2 separate regions of the Homo sapiens genome follow, and region 2 is linked to region 1. The links are chromatin loops, found by intact Hi-C in ENCODE. Cell type or tissue: mammary epithelial cell. All regions are shown on one strand.

Region 1 (8,000 bases):
AGGAGATTACCCTTGAATATGTGGGTGAACCTCATAGAAGCAGTTGAAGGCCTTTAACAGAAAAAATTTAGGTGTCCTGAATAACAAAAAATTCATTCTTAGAATTCCAACATCAACTCCCGTATACTTCCAACGTGATGGATTTCCCTACATGTTTTTGATATGCCAGATCCCACAATGTGAGCCAATGCCTTAAAATAAATCATTCAAATAGATAGATGATGATAGATAGATAGATAGATAGATAGATAGATAGATAGATAGATGACAACCCACATTGTATCCATACCTCCTAATATACATATATTAGTACCTGACTGCAAGAAGTGTTTATTTCAATCATTCTAAACTGTAATGGCCTTGATGTTCATCAAAAACTGCATATGCCAAGGACACAGCCAAGAGCAGATAAGTCTATCTCACAGCACCTGCCATTATCTGTGAATCTTATCCAATGGTTAGATTCAAAAGATTCTGTCTAAAACTTGAGCTTATGTTAGATCTCAGAGCACTGATTCCCTTTTGACCAATAGCACATTTTGATTTGGCCATTGGTCAATGAGATTCAGCATTGTGATTTATAGTGTTTGGGAAAACAAAGTTTCTCTTATCAAAGATGCATTTCTGGAATGTTTTTATTTTTCTGTTACACTGAGAAAGACTATAAATAAATTTTTCTTATGGTAAATACTTTTAAATATAAGTGGATCAAAATAAAATAAAAAATTAAGATTAAAAAACTGGCTATATAATAACTTTATTGTTTAGGATTATTTTGACCATTAGTTAAGTTAAAATGCTATTCAGTTATATTGATATAATTGACATGTAAATATAAGGTATTGTATAAACACTACTTTTTAGAGTTATTATTCAGATTTGAACCTGATAAGGTTTATATTAAAATGTTTTGTTATGAAACCCTTGTGTAATGCAAAAAAACTCTGTATAAATTAGTATAAAATTATTATAGTAATTTTAATAAAATGATACAATATTTGTATATATTAATTTCATATATAAGTTATGTTTAAAAAAACTAAAATGTAACCCAGATTCTCACTTAGGAAATAAAAATTTAAGTGACCTATTTCTTCAGAAGATCCCACTAATGTCTATAGATTAATGTTACCATTAAAAATCAATGTGAACAAATCATTTCACATCCAGGAAAGTGCTAGTATTTTAATGTCAAAACAACATAATAATTAGCAAAATAATTATTTTCTATATTTCAAGGCGGGTTTCATTGAAGATGAATTTCTTATTGAAAAGGGGCAAGCAACACCATCATAAAAAAAGGTTTAGCAGTAGAGTAGTTATCAAAGAATGGTGAATTGATTACGCATTTACAAAATTTCCTTACAAGTAAGTGCCATGCAGTAAAGAAAAAGAAGTCTCAATACATAAAGTTATAAACAGTCACTGTCCAGTTCTTGGTCTGAATTCAGTTTTTCTTCAGTTTATTTAAGATGAACCCCCAGATTAGGATGCCCTAACAACAAAGTCAAAGTTAATTAGTCTTAACTAACAGACAAGTAGTAAACTTCTTGAGGTCAGCTCCACCCTCAAGAAAGTGGACATTAGGGAGAGATTTTAAAGCGGTGTCTGTTTTTATAGGCAGTGCAGGGAAAGGCTAAGCCAATAAAATGTAATGGTTCTATTCTATATTTCAATAGCAACTTCCGAAGGACAGAACACTTCCCTATGATTTGAAGGCAAAGCCTTGTACCAGGTTAGAAATGATATGTGAGCAAAGAAAATTACTGTCATTTTACTTTCCTTCTGAGTGCTGAATGTAACAAGTGAATAGCAATCAAACACATATCAATCATTGGCTTTTTGGGTGCAGGATCACTCATGCCTTAGGCCATGTAGGGACCCCAGGGACCACCGTAAGGATTCCTCAGTTTACCCAGTTGATAGATCACAGGAGGTTCACATTGGTCTGTGTTTGGGAGGGAAGAAGAAACACCAATCTAAGAATCTTGGGATGCTGTTGGGAAATGTTAGGCGTGAGCAGCTGTAGTCAATTAGAGCTTCATTTTCTCTCGAGTCGTCTTTGGTTGCATGCCACAACTGCACAGGGCATGGAGGTTTATGACTCTAAAATAGCCTTGTCATTTGTGAAGCCTAACAGAGCAAAGAGGTTTGATAAATAGTTTTTTAAAATGTTACTTAGAAAGCCACTTCAATCAGATTAGTTTTCTGTTGTTTGTTTTCAGAATCCCAGTAGCCCACCAGCATCTAGTAGGTAAACATGAATGGCACCAAGTTGGTGACTAAAATAAAAGCTTTAAAAAATACATGTCTTTATTTGTTTACAAGGCATTTATGTGGCATACTATGCTAAATTAATTCAATCAATGGTGTATTTAGTTTCTTTTACTCTTAGAAAGAGCACTTACATGGAACATGGTGCAAAGATGTTATAAATTGGTCACAAAGAAAATATGGGTTTCAACTCTCAACAGTTCAAAGTTTTTATTTTACTCCTAGGAAGAGACACTAATGATTTGCTTTCCTGCCATATTTTTCATTTATGTCATCACTTAATACAGGAGAAAAAAAGTTATAAAATATTACACAGTTTGTGTATTTCAGTGTCAGTAGGCCCATCTGCTGTTACACACTATTGAATGCTTGCAATTGAAAAGAGAGATGGAGATGCCTATTTTAAAACAGAGTGCTTTCTAAACTCAATCATTTAATTTACTATTAAGTATATGTATGTAAATACATATCAATTTATTGAAAAATAAATCATCTGGAATTCTGGAAGCCAGTGGCCTAGAAAAGTCTACTACTTTGCAGCAGACTGCAGAAGCAACAGGGCATTTTCCCACTGGTGTTCAATGTAATTGTAACAGTGATGGGATTCAGACTCTCCTCCATGTGAGATTTGTCTTTCATTCAATCAACGCAAACAACTAATGCACTGCAAGGCATATTACATTCCATCCACTTCCCAATAAAGTCAGGGGTATCCAATCAGGCACCTATTGTTAGCAGAGAATCTGAAATTGATACAATCATCACATTGATCCAAAGTTGTCAATCATCTTACATCTTTACTTCCTTCTTTCTCTTCTCTCAGAATTTATAAATTGCAATGAAAATTGTCATATTTATACCAAATTTTAGAAAGTAATTGTTGAAATCATAGGTTTTTCAAAGTATTTGCAAAGGTAATTTTTTAAAAAGTGCTCCATATTTTTTTTCTACGTGGTGCTTAATACTTTGACAAATGTTAAACACTTTTGACTGAAAACTAGTTTTACTTTAATCTGTTGTATTTGTTCTATTCTCTTTTAAAGAACTATAGAAAGCCTATACTGCATCATAAAACTTGTGACTTATAAAGAGCTCTTGATGTTCAACTTCAGTTTTATTATTTTCTTTATGTTTATATGTAATAAAAGCTATTACGTATGCAGTTTGTATAAAAACATTTATTGCCTATTATATACTCGTTATGCTTTGTGAATGAGCAGATTGTAAGCTTCTTAAAGGCAGGAACCTGAATTATATATTTTTTGCAATCACAACCCGAAATATTCCAGATATTTTGGCATTATGCTGCATAGTGGAAGAATAAAACTTCTACAGTAGGTAAGCATCTCCTTTATTGCCATTTATTTCTGAAGATATCTGAATTTATTATCCATAATGTTTGCATTTAATTTCTCACAGTTTAGTAGTGTCAGTTCCTTAAATGTCAGAGGATGTGAGGGCACTGGTTGGAGCAAATGAAGAGATTACACATGAAAGACCTCTGGTCCTAAAATAGTAGTAGAAGCATTAAAATACAGTATTCTCTTTCTCTGTGTGAATGAATTATTACTTTCACTAATATTTCAGCCTCTGTTTGATTATTCTATATTATTTGTAATACTAAATTCTGTTCTTGTGACATAAGTTTGTCATAAGGCAGTACTTTCTTAGACTTGCTAATGCCAAATCGAAATAATACCTAAAGATCTAAGAACCCATAAACAAATAAGTAGAACATAATTCCAAATAATATATTTAATGAAATAGATCAAGTTCACAATAACATTAAGATTGAAATAAACATTTAAAAAATTTTGTGATGAACTTTAAACATAAAAGTGGAAAGCAAGAAATGCAGGTCAGGAATGTCAAATTTGTACATTCAAACACTTGGAATATTTATACTATTCTTATTGAGAGCAAAATGCATGAAATATATGAACTTTCATCTCATCTATGAGTCAGTTCACTCAACATTTCAAGAAAAGTATCACCAATCCTGTTTATAATAAACAATTAATTAAAAAGAGAAAATTAAACCAATGTATAATATTGGTATAAATACAAATGCATTTTTATTATACTCATATATATGTCACAAATAAATAATTACCATTTCTCAGATTCTGAATTCCCCACCCTCAACTACAGTTGCTGTTTGTTACAAAAATGGTTGCTAAGAATATATACATATGTACACACAAACGCACACACACACATAACAATGACATGGGGAGCAGATGCCACCCATAGGATAAATGATGTCACTGCCATTTGAGCTATTAGATAGTAAACAGTAATAAAATTAGGTCATTACTGACCAGGACTATGCATATGTGACAAAATTGTTTCACGAAGAGAATTGTAGCACCTGTTTACAGAGTTGCTATTAATATTCATATATCCATCCAGAAAATCATATGTAAGCAGATGGGTGAAATTTGAAACCTGTCAAAGCACAATTTCTTAATTGCTTTAAATAAAACATTGCTACAGTTGGTGGAGAAGCAATTAGATGTATGCTATATTCATTACCATTTCCCAGTGTTACTTTTTTTTTTTTTTTTTTGAGACGGAGTCTTGCTCCCTCAGCGCAGGCTGGAGTGCAGTGGTGCAATGGATCTTGGCTCACTGTGACTTCCACCACCTGGGTTCAAGCAATTCCGCTGTCTCAGCCTCCCAAGTAGCTGGGACTACAGGCACCTTCCAGCATGCCCGGCTAATTTTTGTATTTTTAGTAGAGATGGGGTTTCACCTTGTTGGTCAGGCTGGTCTCAAACTCCTGACCTCAGGTGATCCACCCGCTGTGGCCTCCTAAAACTCAGGGATTACAGGCATGAGCCACCACACCCAGTCCAGCGTTACTGTTTTTATAATTAGGAAAACTAATATGGATGATATTTATCACAGCATCAGTGATTGGTACAAAATTCGACTTCTAAATTTTCAGTGATACTTGTAGAGAATAAATATCAGTAGGAATAATAATCCACCTTACAAAGTTACTAAAATTCATGTGTCAAAACATGTAACGAAAAAACAAAAAAGAGAACGGAAGATTAGTTGTATTTGTAAATGTAGATACAAAACCTAAAGTACATCATTGACAAATCAAGTGCTCTTCAAGGAATTCAAAGCTAGTTTGATTTTGGGAAACACATCACTAAAACATAATAGTTTAAGTGGTCAAAGAGAGTAGAAAAGCAAAATCACTTAAAGCTACCTGAAAGGCATTCAATAAATGTACTATCATTACTGAATTTTAAAAGCAAAATGAAACAAAATTCTTACGTATCATGTATATGGTAAATGTACCTTTCTAAACTGTCAAGGGCATTTTAATTTTTGTTAACTTTGGCTAGTTACATTAAAATATTAAAGTAAAGAACAAGTCTGGGATAGTACTGTAGTAGTTCATTTTCGTGCTGCTGATAAAGACCTACCCAGGACTGAGAAGAAAAAGAGGTTCGATTGGACTTACAGTTCCACAGAGAGGCCTCAGAATCATGGCGGGAGGGGAAAGGCACTGCTTACATGGTGGCAGCAAGAGAAAATGAGGAAGAAGGAAAAGTGGAAACCCCTGATAAACCCATCAGATCTTGGGAGACTTATTCACTATCACAAGAATAACACAGGAAAGACAGGTCCCCATGATTCAATTACCCCCCCCCCCCCCCCCCCGCAGGGTTCCTCCCACAACCCGGGAATTCTGGGAGATACAATTCAAGCTGAGGTTTGGGTGGGGACACAGCCAAATCACATCTTTGCACCCCTGGCCCTTCCCAAATCTCATGTGCTCACATTTCAAAAGCAATCATGCCTTCCCAATAGTCCCCCAAAGTCTTAATTCATTTCAGCATTAACCCAAAAGTCCACAGTCCAAAGTCTCATCTGAGACAAGGCAAGTCCCTTCTGCCTATAAGCCTGTAAAATCAAAAGCAAGCTAGTTATTTCATAGATACAATGAGAGTACAGGTATTGGATAAATACAGCCATTCCAAATGCTACAGCTGGCGGAGAAGCAATTAGATGCATGCTATATTCATTACCATTTCCCAGAGCTACTTTTTTTTTGTTTGTTTGTTTGTTTTTGAGACGGAGTCTCGCTCCCTGGCGCAGGCTGGAGTGCAGTGGTGCAATCGATCTTGGCTCATTACAACCTTCGCCACGCGGGTTGAAGCAATTCCCCTGTCTCAGCCTCCCGAGTAGCTGGGACCACAGGCGCCCATGCAAGTTCAAAATCCAATGAGGCAGTCAAATCTTAAAGCTCCAAAATGACACTCCGTTGACTCCAGGTCACGGTGATGCAAGAGGTGGGTTCCCATGTTCTTGGGCAGCTCCGCCCCTGTGACTTTGCAGGGTACAGCCTCCCTCCTGGCTGCTTTCACGGGCTGGCATTGAGTGTCTGTGGCTTTTCCAGACACACAGTGCAAGCTGTCAATGAACCTACCATTCTGGGGCCTGGAGGACGGTGGCCCTCTTCTCACAGCTTCACTAGGCAATGCGCCAGTAGGGACTCTCTGTGAGGGGTCTGACCCCACATTTCCCTTCCACACTGCCCTAGCAGAGGTTCTCCACGAGGGTCCCGCCCCTGCAGTAAACTTTTGCCTAAGCTTCTAGGCATTTCCATACATCCGAAATCTAGGTAGAGGTTCCCAAACATCACTTCTTGACTTCTGTGCAACCACAGGCTCGATACCAAGTGGAAGCTGCCAAGGTTGGGGGTTCCACCCTCGGAAGCCACAGCCTGAGCTGTATGTTGGCCCCTTTCAGCCACGGCTAGAGTGGCTAGGACACAGGGACCATGTCCCAAGGCTGCACACAGCACAGGGACCCTGGGCCGGGCCCACGAAACCACTGTTCCTCTTGGGCCTCCAGGTCTGTGATGGGAGGGGCTGCTGTGAAGGTCTTTGACATGCTCTAGAGATATTGTCCCCATAGTCTGGGGGATTAACATTAGGCTCCTTGCTACTTACACAAATTTCCTCAGCCGGCTTGAATTTCTCCCCAGAAAATGGATTTTTCTTTTTTATCCCATTGTCAGGTTGCAAATTTTTCAAACTTTTATGCGCTGCTCTCCTTATAAAAGTGAATATCTTTAAAAGAACCCAAGTAAGCTCTTGCATGCTTTGTTGCCTAGAAATTCCTTCTGCCAGATACCCTAAATCATCTCTCTCAAGTTCAAAGTTGCACAAATCTCTAGGGCAGGGGCAAAACGCTGCCAGTTTCTTGGCTAAAACATAACAATAGTCACCTTTACTCCAGTTCCCAGCAAGTTCCTCTTCTCCATCTGAGACCACCTCAGTCTGGACTTTATTGCCTATATCCCTATTGGCATTTTGGGCAAAGCCATTCAACAAGTCTGTAGGGAGTTTCAAACTTTCCCACAATTTCCTGTCTTCTTCTGAGCCCTCCAAACTTTTCCAACCTCTGCCTATTACCCAGTTCCAAAGTCGCTTCCACATTTTCGAGTATCTTTTCGGCAGCGCCCCACTCTACTGGTACCAATTTATTAGTCCATTTTCGTGCTGCTGATAAAGACATACCTGAGACTTACAGTTCCACGTGGTTGGAGAGGCCTCACAATCAGATTGAAAGTGTAAGGCACGTCTCACATGGCAGCAGACAAGAGAAGAGAGCTTATGCAGGGAAACTCCCCATTTCACAACCATCAGATCTCATCAGACGTATTCACTATCATAAGAACAGCACAAGAAAGACCTCCC
Region 2 (8,000 bases), 350 kb before region 1:
AGAATCCACCAATTATGTGTAAACAAATTTTAGCATCCATTTTCTTTTCTTGCATTTAATTTACTTTAGACTTTAAAATGCAACCTTTCCCTCAGAAATATATACGAAACTGTCTTTACAAATTATATATTAAAAACATAAAATAACTTTTTGAATTTAGCATTTATGTGATGTGCTATACGACTATTTACCTATTATCCCTTAAATAGAAGACACTTCATAAAGATGATTCTGCCTCTTCTGTTGGACTAGATGTAACATTCTCATTAATTTTTCAAAATGATTATATTTATGGGAGTAATCATATAAATTGTTTGGCTAATCACAGTGAATAAACAGTCTTCTCTCTTAGCAATGGGGAAAAAAACTCTCCTACCTTGTTTTCTGGCTGATGTCCAGAATAGATTATTCTTATGAAAAATGAAATAAGAGTGTACCTTAATTATCTGTTCAAGGATTCAGCCATCTGGGATATTCATGTTTTAGTGCATTTAACTTTATTAGGTGCATCTGATTGACTTCCTTTGGCCACAATTTGTTTTGATAATGGTATCAATAATCAATTATATTCAAAATACATGAAAGCTGATGGCATTTATTCCTGGAAGCTGAGCTAGAAAGTTAATGAAGATATGATTAAATGTCATTGTTAATATAGTTTGTAATAAAAATATACATCCATGCCTAAAGCATAATAGCTCTAAAATTTAATGTACCAGTCAACAGTTTGTGGGCCATAATCTGCTGCTGCTGTTAAACGTTTGGCAGGTGATGGAACGCCATGGTGTTCACACTGACTCCTGGAAGATTGTAGAAGTCAGTCTTTTAATGTTTTCATTGGCTCACAGAGATGCTGAGGTCATGTATCTCAGTAAGACAAGCATCACTGGAGTCTGCTTTTGCTGATCCAATGATCGCCAGTAACACACTGTTCTTTTAGAGTTTATGACTCTGCATAAAGGACAGAGTAAAATATGTGACTCAGGTCAAAAATGAGGATGAAAGAAATCAGGGATGAGGTAGTCATTTTAAAAAGAAATGTACAATCACTGCTTGTTACTATTACATATTAAAACTCAAACTCCAGATAATTGAAAACAGATATATTTTTCCCACAGATGTTAATGTTTGTATTTAGTAACAATCAAAAATATATTAAAAAATTAAAACACGTGTAAATTAATTTTGTCTTTATTTTTTCAAATTTAGGCATTTCACATCATTTGTATGTGTAGCTGCTTCTTTTTGTTTTGTAAGACATTACCACTTAAATAATCCTCCAAAATTCGGTATCTATTGTGAACTTTTAATAGTTAGGAATAGTGGGTTATAAACTTTGTATTTCTGTTGTGCTGTAGCATCACTATACTATGTAATGTTATGTATTCACACAAGTAATATTTTAGATTTAAAAAATAGAGAATTGTTAGATATAGAGTATATTTTGAATACAATATTAATATATGTGTAATATTCTGTAACTGTGATAGTTTTACACTAAAACAGATGATATGAATACTGTTACATCACCAGATCACATCACAGTTCTCAGCCTTGATTGGAATCACCTGGATACCTTCAAAATATAATGTGGTTGATTCCAATCCATGAAATTGTGATTTAATTGATCTGGTATATTGCCTGACACTATTTAGAAACCAAAACATGCCAACCAATTTTTTTTTTTGGTCTGGATAGTGACAATTCAACTGGCTAGTTCATTACAAATTTTGAGGGTAAATATCATAGGTTCAAATTATTTTTTCAATTTTTTTACCCGGATAATTTCTTCAATTGTCCACTTTACTGAAGTAGAGCCTGAATTATAATACTTTTTTGTGTGTCTATGTGTGAAGTAGACTAATTTCTGAGAAATCAGTTTTAATACAAGCATTCCAGCGTTGCATATACTAAAGAACTTTAAATGTACTAATTGTAATGCACCTATACAGATTGTTTCTTTAAATTATTTGCAGTTTAACAATCACTACAATGGCAATTTTATGTTGAATAAAATTACATATAAAATGATATAATAGATGTGAAAGTACTTTTAAAACTTAAAAAAGCTAAACAAATTGAAGTATTAGTATTACGGTACCATTGTGTATCAACAAATTCACTTAATTGAGAAGTCTTTATATTCATATTCAACTGTAATCCAATCATTCTCTTGGTAAAGAATTTTTAAGTACATACTTACACAATCTCTTTGACATTTTACATTTTGTCTAACATTAGTGAAACTTCATAAGGCTTTAAATTTCAGAATTTTTGTATTCTTATGTTTGTGTGTTTATCTTCAAAGCAATCTCTACTATGGCACATATTGTGCATTTAGATAATCCAATCATGGTAAGTTAATACTCCTGATTTAGTGACCAAATAAGATACATCTTCAGGCTTACTAATTATCAAACAAGTTATGAAATTATTTCACTTTCTAACCTGCCATGGCCAAGATAGTTGACTTGCATAATGTAGTTTAATTACTCTTAAAATTTCACACACACCTTCAAAAAGAAATGAGAGAAGCCAGTGATCTGTGACAAAACCAACTTTCAGCCTCTCATTGACTAACCACCCAACAAACATCCATTTTGTTTACATTTTGAATTACATGATCTCCAGTGTCTTACAATCTAATACAATGCAGCAAATGAACAAAAATGAACAAAGCATCATCACCTCTACTCCTACTCTCATCACAGGAAATAATCTTGTCACTCTGGAAAATGTAAAAACAACTGGGTCGTTTACATTGGCCAGGGTCAATATACTTCTCTTGAACACAGGCATGCAATAATTTTTGAAATTAAACCATAAAATATCCTCATTAAATGTTTCATGGAAAGTTTTTAACATTAGGTATAAAATTAACAATCCTGAATAATCAAAAGAAAACAAGAGAATAGCTATTTTGAGTGACATTATGTTTGTCTAAACCCCAAATATTCAAGAACAGAAATTTCCAGTATGAAATAATGAGAAAATGAGGGGTAAGCTCTGTATAGAAATATAGAAAAGGAAGGTGACAGAGACATGTGAATCTATAGTTTTATAGCAAATTATTAAAAAAAAAAGAGCACAGGAGCTGGTGTTGACACTATGCCACAACCTATGTCTATGTGTTGAAACTTTGCAGACATGTTTCCCCTTGTGATATTCAGCTAAGTGTGTATTTGTTCTTATGTGTGTGAGAGAAGAATAGCAGGTGGAGAGAGAGAGAGAGAGACAGAGAGAGAGAGAGAGAGACAGAGAGAAAGTGCTGGGAGAGGGCAAAATAGCAAGTGTTGTGTTTTATTTTTTTAAAGTAAGAGTTATAACCAGAATAAAAAGTAAGATAAATATAAGAATAGTTAATTATACCTGTAGAAAAGTTAGAGTAGAAAATAATATTTGAATATTCCAAGATTTTTGGAATAGTGTAGCAGGCTTATGAAACTACAATGTTTTCCCTCATTTATGAATTACAACTTTAAGTAGGTGTAAATGGAAGTTGCTTATTGGTGAATGGCAATTTTAAATATTCAGTTGTCTTGGAATTGAGATGATCCAAAATGATAAACAATCCAGAAAATGAATAAACAAGCAAGCAGACAGTCATCCTTTAGTTCCTCTTCAGCGATCTGCATCTCTTTTTGGTCTATTCACAGATACGTCCTAGAGTTATCCCTCTTCATGGGAGTTTGTAAATCATGACAGTCCCATGACCAGATGGGAACCCTGTCTGCTTTAAGTATATTGAAAAGTGGGAGAGCCAGTATATTTTAGTTCGTTATTAAATGGCAGTAGATTCTACTGATGCTTTCTTTTCAAACTCCTTTCTACTGCTATTTTGCTGCTGTTATTCTAGAAACCTAGCATGTAACTTCTGAGAACTGCCTATGTTTAACTCTTTACCTAAAAGTATTTCAAGGCTTTCTCTTCATTATTTTCTTCCCTATAAAGGATACTGTGAGCACAAGGACAATGGTGACAAGAGACTGCAGGCACCAGTAAACTGGCTACGAAGGGAACAACAATTCATTAATTTCAAGAGTCTTGAGTTACTATGAGATAGAAATGGTACTGGCCTTGATGGACTGAAAAACGCTAAGTATTCTGACTTTCCTACTATAAAATGACACAGCCTTAAGTGTTAAGAATCTATGTTGGGATAATTGGTGTTTATTTTGAAAAACATTAACTCTGAGACTATAAAGGAATGAGAAAGTTAGAAAACAGCATAGCCTAGCGAGAAAGTACGTGATAGAGTGTCAGAACATCTGGATTCTGGCTTGAACTCTGTAATATTACAAAACCCAGTGGATATCACCAAGTCTGCTGTTCCTCTTTGCAAAATGAGATTTTGTTCTTTTACCTGCCACAAAGAAGTGCTATGAATATACGTGATCTTAAGGACTGAAGATGTTTTGCTCCTACTGAGGGAACGTTAGACAGCTCTGCATACTCCTTGACCTATCAACCAGAGTTTCTCCTTCTCCCCCTCCTTTCCTCTCTTCCTTCATCATTGGAGATCCTGTTTCTACAGAGTGCCAACCAGGACTGCTGTGGGTTCTTGTTTGTGATATGTGTAGTTCAAGGAGCACCATTTTTGCTGGATATTTATTTAAACAAACTTCAGGCAGATGGCAGTAAAGTGTTTTGTTCCAAAAAATATCCATCTATTACAACAATATTCTGACATGTGGAAATAAAGTGTTTTGACAAAGGGATACATTTTTTTTTCTAATTATCACAAAATCATTTGGTGGTATTCTAATTGGATATAGATCTGTCTTCCTCATTAGAGACTGGCAATAAGAGACATACAAGAACTTAATAAAACATTGTAGAGGAGACTTCTGCATCTAGATAGAAGAGGACTGAGTGAAGTAGGAAGTGATGATCAACTTAAAGGTTCTGGGTCTTGTGTGAAAGTTTTTACATAAATTTATTTTAACAGCTCTGAAGTCTCCAATAGCTCTTAGACTGTTATAATTAAATGTTATTAATTGTATTTTGTAGACTTCGGTGGAAAGAACCTGGAAAGGTTTATTTTTTTTCTTTTAATATCTCTAACTCCTCTACTTCCACAAATATATTAAAGGAATTCTTTCTTAAAATTTGTTTAGCAAGTTCATTCATACTTGGAGTTGATCATATATGCAGTATGTGGAGAGGGTGTAACAGAGGTGCCTTCTGAAAATTAGAAAATAAATTTGCTCTCTGAGAGTTAAACCACAAATCAAGATATGAGGAATCAAAGCAGATATTTTCAAATACAGATATTTAAAAGGAGCCCAGTAAGATCTGACTTTACTCTGATAAAAGACATTAATAGATCTAAAGAAGGAATGGGCCAGTCAGAGGGGTCCTGGTCACCTGTGTAAGGTTAGAAAAAAGAGGATTTCCACCAACAAACTTTTGCCCCTCTCAGAAGAGTCCATGCCGCATCGCTCCCTTTAAATTTGTCTTTTAGAACCCAATGTCGTGTCCCCTAAAATCCAGAGCGGTCATTTAAAATAAAATAAAATTAGGTTGTGCCCATGTTAAAACTCACACAGCTTTCTCTTGTGCTGAGAATTCCTCACCCTGGCCTCCAAAGCCTCCTAGGATATTTTCCCTGTCTATCTCTCCATCCACGTCTCTGAGTTCTCTATCCCCTGCCAGACATTCCAGCCTTCTTGTGTTTCTCAAGCTTGCCACCAATTTTCACTACTAGGGGCCTTTGTACTCGCTTTCTTCCCTGCCTGGAAGGATCCTCCAGGGTAAGCTCATTCTTTTTTTTTTTTTTTTGAGACGGAGTCTCGCCCTGTCGCCCAAGCTGGAGTGCATCGGCGCGATCTCTGCTCACTACAAGTTCCGCCTCCCGGGTTCACGCCATTCTCCTGCCTCAGCCTCCTGAGTAGCTGGGACTACAGGTGCCTGCCACCACGCCCGGCTGATTTTTTGTATTTTTTTTAGTAGAGACGGGGTTTCACTGTGTTAGCCAGGATGGTCTCGTTCTCCTGACCTCGTGATCCGCCCGCCTCGGCCCCGCAAAGTGCTGGGATTACAGGCGTGAGCCACCGCGCCCGGCCGGCAAGCCCATTCTTAATCTGTCAGATTAAAAGTCATTTCCTCAAAGATGTTTTCCCCACACCATCTGAATAGAAACCCAGCCACTCTCTGTAACATTAATGTACTGTAATTGTCTCCATAATTAGCAGAAACCTATCCCTATCTGATTGTTTATTTGTTGGCAACAAATACTCCCAAGCTAGTTGCCATATTTGTTTACTTTTCTTTCTGGGGACACAGTTAGGTGAACGCAGTGCCTACCGCCTGGTTGTAGAGACAGACATACGGAGACCTGCCTGAAAATCAGAACCATGGGCAAAAGCTGGGGTGGGGGGATCCAAGCAACACGTGGGATTCACGGAGAGGCCACCGAGGGTATGGCCTGGTGGAGTTCCAGGCATTTGGTTTCCATGGCAGGGTTAGGTAAGCTGTCTCAGGTGGAGCCAAGCCACACCGTTGGGCCTGCACTAGGCAGGCAGCTAGGCGCTGGGAAAGCCACAGAACTCGGAAGAGGAGGTCGAAGCACTGAACTTGGCAGGTGGCCTGAGCAGAGGACATAGGGTCCCAACTTCAAAGTACTTTTCCTCTGAGGTATATTTCAGCTCGCAAACATTTCCCAAGAAGACAAGAGTAAATCCCAGAACGCAAGCTGACTTTGGCTAGTATCTCAACAGTGATATTGGCCCGATTACACGCTCTCGCTCTATCATGTTTGCATTTGGCCATATAATGAACCTAATTATGCACCCTTTACTCTGGGTCTCCAGGTACTTAGGCAGAGTTTCAAATATATTTGAACCTAATCTAAATTACTTCACTTTGACTCCATCCTCCTCCAACAAGTCTTCCCATGCCTCCACTAAGTTGCTGTCTATTCATTGCAACATTGTAGTTGTTGTGGAAAAGCAAAGAACAATGTTAGACTTTCTGTATGTCTGCATATTTATTTACCCTCACAATCTCCAAAATCCTTGTGTTTAACAAGTCTACATGTTTTTCAAATATAGTTCAAAACCTGCCTTGTTTTGTTTTCAATTTTGACTACTGTGAATTCCGTCTTAACTAAGATTAAAGATAGGCTAGCAATAGGAAAAAGTTAAAATAAGTCAGTCAACTTAATAATCAGGAACCTACACAGAAGAAAGTTTGTAATTGCTGCCTGATAATCCCCATGGCATGTATAACTGGAGCACGCCAGAATGCTGCAGGGAAATTGTCAGAATGAGAATCAAGGACTTCAGCTTCAGGCTAAAAAAGTCAGGATTAGCTTGTGACTTACATTGCCACCCATGACTCAAAGAACAACTATTCTTTCAAATGACAGGTTTTCTAGTTTAAACCATACGAATGAAAAGGAACATGCCTTTCACTGATGCATCATTGTTACTGTGGTTTAACTTCTTAACCCCTCTTCCTGTTGAAGATTCCTTCAATCTGAAGAGTGTCTACAGCTTCAGTCACTAATTATGTTCCTACCTACTAGAATAAAAAAAAATTAGGAAAGCATTCTTTCTTAAGGTGTGCATTGAGATTATTTTAAACAAATTATTATTTTAATTTATTCTGCAAAGGAGAAAAAGCTCTTTCTGACAATCTATGTAATTATTGAATAATGGGTTTTGGTGAGCTTTATTTTAGTTTATTAAAACTAAGACATTTTAAAAACACAACTACTATGTTTGTATTTATGGATCCATAAACTTCCTTATTTGAATAATTTTATATTATATGCCAGAAAAGTATTAAATTGTTCAGAAAAAGGTTGTGTTAGTATTTACAAATTAATTTCATGTATCATATTTGAATCAGTAAGGTGTTATTGCTGCCTTCAAGAGAAATTTTATTCTGTCTGATTTTAGATATTTTCACACAGATGAGAATGTCCTTAATATCCTGACCCCATTTACTCAACATTACTTAATATATCCCATACCTTATTGTCTATACCCTTCTCT

What was found. A loop is a pair of places that touch in the nucleus more often than their neighbours do. Peaks named below come from ENCODE experiments on the same cell type or tissue, not always from the same donor. Only the 100,000 strongest peaks of a DNase experiment are listed, where the experiment ranks them.
Region 2: it touches region 1 in a loop (19-fold over the local background); 2 of 110 quality-filtered maps call a loop at or near these places.

The regions. Positions count from the first base shown.
Region 1 is chr5:51,836,990-51,844,989 of GRCh38, forward strand. No RefSeq gene overlaps it. Among named protein-coding and RNA genes, the nearest start is that of LINC02118, 170 kb to the right of the region's middle. In mammary epithelial cell, a CTCF peak has its summit at 4,523; no DNase peak of the experiment used is centred here.
Region 2 is chr5:51,488,529-51,496,528 of GRCh38, forward strand. No RefSeq gene overlaps it. Among named protein-coding and RNA genes, the nearest start is that of ISL1, 110 kb to the left of the region's middle. In mammary epithelial cell, no CTCF peak of the experiment used is centred here; a DNase peak (open chromatin) is centred at 7,373.